Regions from separate parts of the Homo sapiens genome. Here region 1 is linked to region 2. The links are chromatin contacts, found by Hi-C or POLR2A ChIA-PET in ENCODE. All regions are on one chromosome and are shown on one strand. Each heading gives the region's core, a stretch centred on a gene start or an enhancer-like site at or near the end of the contact. The rest is flanking DNA. Distances are from core to core; before and after follow the strand shown.

Evidence for each region. A loop is a pair of places that touch in the nucleus more often than their neighbours do. ChIA-PET counts read pairs that join two places held with the same protein, here RNA polymerase II (POLR2A). Pooled maps may share reads with other maps.
Region 1: a map with no recorded cell type shows a loop between it and region 2 (5-fold over the local background). The contact joins two enhancer-like sites. A Hi-C loop is called at or near these places in 1 of 37 single-sample maps with no recorded cell type and 5 of 50 pooled maps. POLR2A ChIA-PET finds 5 or more read pairs at or near these places in 1 of 52 experiments (activated CD4-positive, alpha-beta T cell).

The regions. Positions count from the first base shown.
Region 1 is chr10:88,899,905-88,903,289 of GRCh38, reverse strand. STAMBPL1 (STAM binding protein like 1) reads right to left here. Exons shown (of 11, transcript NM_020799.4): 2 at 1,552-1,634. The coding sequence starts at 1,581. Among named protein-coding and RNA genes, the nearest start is that of STAMBPL1, 21 kb to the right of the region's middle. RefSeq lists enhancers at 1,105-1,204, 1,335-1,384. Within about 2 kb of position 1,594, at least 4 of the 41 ENCODE cell types and tissues checked have a DNase peak (open chromatin) inside an H3K27ac peak, as active enhancers do.
Region 2 is chr10:88,078,455-88,081,760 of GRCh38, reverse strand. LOC105378415 (a long non-coding RNA gene) reads left to right here. Exons shown (of 6, transcript XR_007062225.1): 5 at 1,224-2,377. Among named protein-coding and RNA genes, the nearest start is that of PTEN, 220 kb to the right of the region's middle. RefSeq lists an enhancer at 1,255-1,549. Within about 2 kb of position 1,425, at least 3 of the 41 ENCODE cell types and tissues checked have a DNase peak (open chromatin) inside an H3K27ac peak, as active enhancers do.

The DNA.
Region 1 (3,385 bases), core at 345-2,844, 820 kb before region 2:
AAATTAGATTGATTTTTCCTCTTCTGAATGGACCTTCCCAAATTTAAAACTGATTTCAAAGATAAGCTGGAAAATAACCTAAAGTCTTCATCAATCTATAATATTTCATTTGCATGCAGACTTCTTGGATGAAAACACAAATTTTCCAGATAAAAAGCCTTTGTGTTCATTTTTACAGTGACATATACAATAAAATTTTAATTATTGTTATATAATGTTCTAGAAAAACACAGAAGACATCTCATAAGTATGACTCCTTCCTCTGGAGAGGTGGAAATGGGTCAGTCTTTATTAACCATAGTGGAACAACAACATGGGGACAGAAAGTGAAAATGTTTCTGCAATTGTCTACCTTTCCAAATATACTCTGAAGACAACTAATTTTTGTGAATGACTTTCTTGGTCAAGAAAAAACATTAGGGGCCGGGTGCGGTGGCTCACACCTGTAATCCCAGCAATCTGGGAGGCCGAGGTGGGCTGATCACGAGGTCAGGAGATGGAGACCATCTTGGCTAACACGGTGAAACCTGTCTCTACTAAAAATACAAAAAATTAGCTGGGCGTGGTGGCGGCAGCCTATACTCCCAACTACTCAGGAGGCTGAGGCAGGAGAATGGCATGAACCTGGGAGGTGGGGCTTGCAGTGAGCCGAGATTGTGCCATTGGCACTCCAGCCTGAGTGACAGAGCGAGACTCCGCCTCAAAAAAAAAAAGAAAAAACATTAGGTCACAACCTATTTCAGTACAAGAACCAGGCCCTCTCTTTCTTTATGTCCTGGTGCTAGTCTTTGTGCGTACAGGGTATTTAGTATACTGCAGCTCATGGGGCTACTCCTACAAGGTCACCATGAGTGGCTGGGGAGGGTCATCAAGAGGAGGAAAATGGGAATGACAGTTTCCATTTATCGTACCATCCTGGTAGGCTAGGACCATCAAAAATATTGTTTCCAATTGTCATTGAGCAAAAAGTACAAAATCAGGGCCATGGAGATTACATAATGTGTCTATATTCACACTCAGAGACTGATCTAGGACACAGAATAAGCCCATGTGATGTAGCTAGAGAAAGTGTGCACAGTGCTGGGCAGTGAGGGGAAAAGTGAGAAGAACAAGAGCTTCAAGTACAAAGACATTTACACGAGGATCCAAAGCAGTACCTAGGTGTTATGTATGTTTTTCTCAGTTAACGCCATACAAGGTGAGCCTCCAATTCTTATCCATAAAGTAGCTGAGGCACAAAGAGCTTTAAGTAGCTCCTCAGATATCAACTCTGAAATTCTTCTCTCCGGTGTTTTGCCAAAGGACTACACTCCTGGAATCTAGCTAGATAAACTAAAATTTTAGACTTTTGTGGAAAATAAAATTTATTTTTAAGTCTTACAAAGATAGCTTTATTAGTCACTTCCTCAAAGAAGACAACCACACAGATGGATGAAAAACTACAAGTGCTAAACTTCTTAAAGTAATTGTGACTCATTTCACATTTGTATGTTTCTGTTCTTCTTTTTGGGCTTTCCAACCAAATGTTAGATATCAGCTGGTGTGACCTACCAGAGAATTCACAGTAAAAGGCTGATCCATGTTGTCTTATCTGTGAAATGAGGATGTTCACTGTTTCTTCTCAATCACTTCATCTGTTTCAAAAACAAGAAGCAGAACTAAAGTTATTTTTTGAGACCCAAGTTTGAAATCCCAAACCCCAGGGTTATCTCTGCCTCAGACAAACAGGAACAAATTGAAATAACCTATATAACCTGAGTGTTTAGAGAGACTGTTGGAAATCTCTTCCTGAAAATACAAAACTGCAAGTGGTTATAGTTTCCTGAAGCTGATCTTTAAAAGTGAAGGTGTGAAAATAATTCACATTTGACTGACACCCAGTATGAATCTGCTGCGGGATACCTTACTTAGAACTCTATGCAAGGTTATAAAGTAGGTTTGCTTTCTTCAAAGGAATAAAGAAGATAATACTGATTAGAAGCATGGACTGTTAAACTTAGAGCCAGTCTGGATTTAAACTCAACCTTAGAACTATAACAGGCAGAATTCTAAGATAGCTCTGTGATTCCTGCCCCTTGATATCTGTAGGTTTGTGTAATCCTCTCCACTTGAGTGTGTTTAAGACCTGTAGTTGGCTTCTAACCAATAGAAGACAGCAAAGGTCATGGAATATTATTCCCATGAATATGTTGAATCACATGACAAAGATGAAGAGATATTGTAGATATAAGAATCCCCCTAATAATGTTAAGCTAATTAAAAGAAAAATTATCCTGAGTGGTCTGGATCTAATCAGGTAAGACCTTTAAAAGAAGTAGATTCTCTCCTGCTGGCCTTAAAGACTCAGCCACCACAAGTTCCAAAGCTGCAAGGAAATTAATTCTGCCAATGATCATACAAGCTTGGAAGATGACTGCAAGCCTCTGATGAGACTCTAGCCCATGTCAACAAGTCAATTGCTGCCTTGTGAGACCATGAGTAGAGGATCTAGATAAGCTGTGCCTAGACTCCTGAACCAAAAAGCAGCAAGATAATACATGTATATTTAAGCCTTTAATTTCATAAAAATTTGTAAAGCAGCAATAGAAAACAAATATGTTTAGCTGTGTGACTGCAGGGAAGTTATATAGCCTTTCTGTGCATCTACAAAATGGGAGAAACAGTGGTTCCTACATCATGTGGTTGTTCTAGGATCAAATGAGTTAGCACATAAAGTCTTTAGAGTATCAATAGCTCCTAGCATATAGTCAATATTTTATCAATGTTAGCTATTATTAGAATCTTTATTTTATAGTTGAGACAACTGAGGCTCAGAGAAGTCAAGTGAATGTACCCAAGTTTAAATATTAATTCAATAAATATTAGTAATTCCCATCCTTTTTATGCTAGTTTAGGTCAAGCTCTGTATCACCACTTTCCACTTCTAAATTTATTTTGTCCTTTATACCCCATTCATCACTTAGATGACTTTGAACATGGATCTTCTCCTCAGTTCCTCACTTAGGAAACAAGGGGTTAAGATGGATTCCTTTCAGTTATAATATTCAGTGATTCTAGAAATCTCAGAAGTAGATCAATCAACAGCTCCAGTGCTATTTTCTGGCCTAAATCCATGGTGGAGGAACCCTTCAAGAAAAATTACTCTTGTATTCCAGTCTTTCCCCTCCATTGTCTCCAGTAATCCCTGGGGTAAACATTGAGCTCTAAGCCTGCAGGCTAAAAAATGCCCAAGAAAGAAAAAACATGGTTCATCACAGTGTAGTTTAGAAGCTGAGTTAACAATTTTGGCACCACTGAATGTAGGCAATCCCAACTGAGGAATTAATACTTCTCAGTGAGAAGAAATAAACCAGGAAAAAAAGACGTTAAAAGCGTTAAAAAGACA
Region 2 (3,306 bases), core at 176-2,675:
ATCTGGATTTCTATGTGAAATCTCCCACTTTTTTATGCTGGCAACTAATTTTCTTTAAACACTGTGCCAAACAAAACATACCTGCAGGCCAAAATCTACACCCTCTGGGCTGGATTTCAATGTCTCTTAAACTCTCAACAGAGAGCATCTTACTGTTTCAGTTCAGGGTAGATGTCTACCCATGGTCCCATCGAGTGGGGTCTGGATATGGAATCAGCTAGAAGAAGCATAGTCTATGCCCATTCTTTCAGCAGGGACTGTGGGCAGGAAACCATTTCCAAAGAAGCAGGCATGAGTTGGTGGCCATACAAATATATATGTTATATTGATAAATATAAAAACAGGAGATTCTGGGGGACCACAAGTTTTTACAAATTAGGCTTATTTTAGGATAAATTCACCCTTGTTAGTGTGCAGTTCTGTGAGTTTTGATATACATATGCAGTCAAGTAACCACTCCCACAATTAAGATACAGAATAATTCCATCACCCCCCAAATTTCTTGTATGCCCCTTTATAGCTAGCCCCTGACCCTAACCTCTGGCAATCACTAATATATTCTCTTTTTCTATAGGCTTGCTTTTTTTCAAAATGTCATATACATGGAATCACACAGTTTATAGCCTTTTGAGTCTGGCTTATTTTACTCAGCATAATGCCTTTGAGCTTTAACCATGTAATTTCATGTATCAGTAGTTCATTCCTATGTATTGCTAAGTAATTTTCCACTGTATAGATGCACCACAGTTTGTTTATCCATTCACCAATTAAAGCCATAATCAACTTCCATGTAGAAGTTTGTGTGTGAACACAGTTTTAATTTATTTGGGGTTACTACCTAGGAGTGAGATTCTGGGTCTTATGGTAAGCATACATTTTACTAAGAAACTATAAAACTCTTTTCCAAAGTGGCTGAACCATTTGACATTTCTAACAGCAATATTTGAAAGTTCCCATTGCTCTGTATCCTCTCCAGTACTTACATGCTCAGCATTTTGGTTTGGTCTGGTTTCATTGTTTCTGAGCTCTTCTGATAGATGTGGAGTACACCCCCATTTTGGATGAATTGTGCCAAATGTGTAGACCATCCTCAAAATCTAAGGTCTCAGTAAAAACAATTAAACATGATTTCTGATATAATGTCTTATCCTTGAAAACCCTGACCCATCCATCTTCAGCACATTCACATGTGTAATAAGGTAAGTGATTTTTAATTCCACCAGGTTTAAAGACCCCTGACGTGACTTATTGCCATTCTGCTACTGAGCCTTGAGAGATTATGGTAAGTGCCAAGAAAAAAAAAATGACTTTGAACTGCTCTTTCACCAGTTAAAAATAACACTGAAACCAAATGTAAACATAAAAGAAGTGGTCAGATTCGGGTTACATATTAACGGTGTTTGGTCAGGCTGGAGCTGAGGCACAGCAGCAGAGAATGCCTTTTACTTATCACTGTTTCCAAACCTCCCTACCTGGACTAGGCTTGACTGGATTTACAAGAGACCTTTTGAAAAGATGCAGAGAAGGCAAGCAGCACACATTTCCTGGTAATAAATTTTAAAGGTTGCTAAAACATTCCAGAGATTTTCACTCAACATTCCTCTGGCCAACACATCTGCAATCTGCCAATCCTTAAAAATAGGTGTTTTTGCATTTTAATCTCACAAACATCTTTGAAAATGCATTTCTTCTCTGCCCCTGTGTTGGACAAATCCAGCTTTTTCCATTTTCTAAAAACCACAGAAATATAATGCTGCTTAATTCATACAAGACTGAGCTAACTGGAGTTAAAATAAAATTTCTGAGAGTTTGTTTGGCTCACTCTTCCCTACCAGATGATTCCATTCTTAAAACGGTCCTGTGATTATATTCTCTCATTACAGAGGTGTCCAGAAAAAAAATAAGGAGTGCAGTTCTGAAATTATATAAAAGCAAAATTATTACTCTAAACGTAAGAGCTGTGATAGATCGTGTCATTGACCATGGTTCTTTTCCCCTGACACACACGTCCCCACCACCCACCCACTGTATCCATATGCCTTTTGCCATATGACTTTGCAGCTCTCCCCACTAAAGGGGCAGCCATGCGATTTGCTTTGGCCAATGAAATGAGGCAGTAGTGGTGGTATCCTAGTTCTGAGCCTAGGTCTCAAGAAGTCTTATGTGTTTCTGCTTATCCTCTTATACCTCTGCCATCACCATGAGCCAAACATCCCCCAAGTAGCCCACTGGTCCCAGGACAAGGAGGGAGACATGAAGCAGAGCTCATCCAGCTGCTGCAGCCCCACTTGACCCAGAGACCTACACTGGGAAGCAGAGCTGCCCAGTCAAGTCCAACCTGGATGTGTGGAACCCCAGCCAACCTGATGCATGAGCAGTAAGTGTCTTTTTTAGCCACTGAGATTTGGACTGGTTTGCTTAGAAGCAAAAACTAACTGATATAAGTACATCCCTGAATTGTTGGCTTTACCTAAATATATATATATATTTATATATACAATATAAAAAGATACATAATATATATAAATATATATTTTATATATATATATATATATATATATCAGTTACTTAGCATTTTAGAACTCTGCATGCTTTCTACATGAGGTTACTTCCAAAGGCAAAAGGTGCTTTAAAAAATTGTAAAAGGAGAAACTTAATAGAAATACCAGCGTCTGTTGGAAGAAAATCTCTCATAGTTCCATGTTGCCTCATTCTGCAAGCAAGCCAACTCTTGATCCCCATCACCCCTGATGGATGGGGCTGGAGTTGAAGTTGCTATCATGCCATAGACTGTTCTATGTACAATTCTTCCTCTTGCATCATTCCGCTTTCTATGGTAGTGGTCCTCAACCAGATCAGTTTAGCACCCCAAAGCATATTGATAATATCCAGAAACATTTTTGATTGTCACAGCTGGGTCGGAGAGAGCATATTATTGGTATCTACTGGGTAGAAGTCAAGGATGCTGCTAAACCCTACAATGCACAGGACAGTACCCAACAACAAAGAAAAAATCTGGCCCAAAATGTCAATATTGCCAAGGTTGAGAGACCCTATCCTCTGATTTAAGTTGAAATTATTTTTTGATTCTTCCCCCTTATAAGAGTATGTAAGTTTGAGGAATTGCATGACAAGAGCTTATTAAATACAGAAAAAAAATCCTTTTTAAAAAAATCCAGACCAACTTTTCTATATGTAATGTGCAATATATATGAATGTATATCATTCAAGGTATAAATGACTTTTTCACAAATATCTCAAATAAGAAAAAGTTGAAGAAAACCTTTGGATATTTCTATATATCTA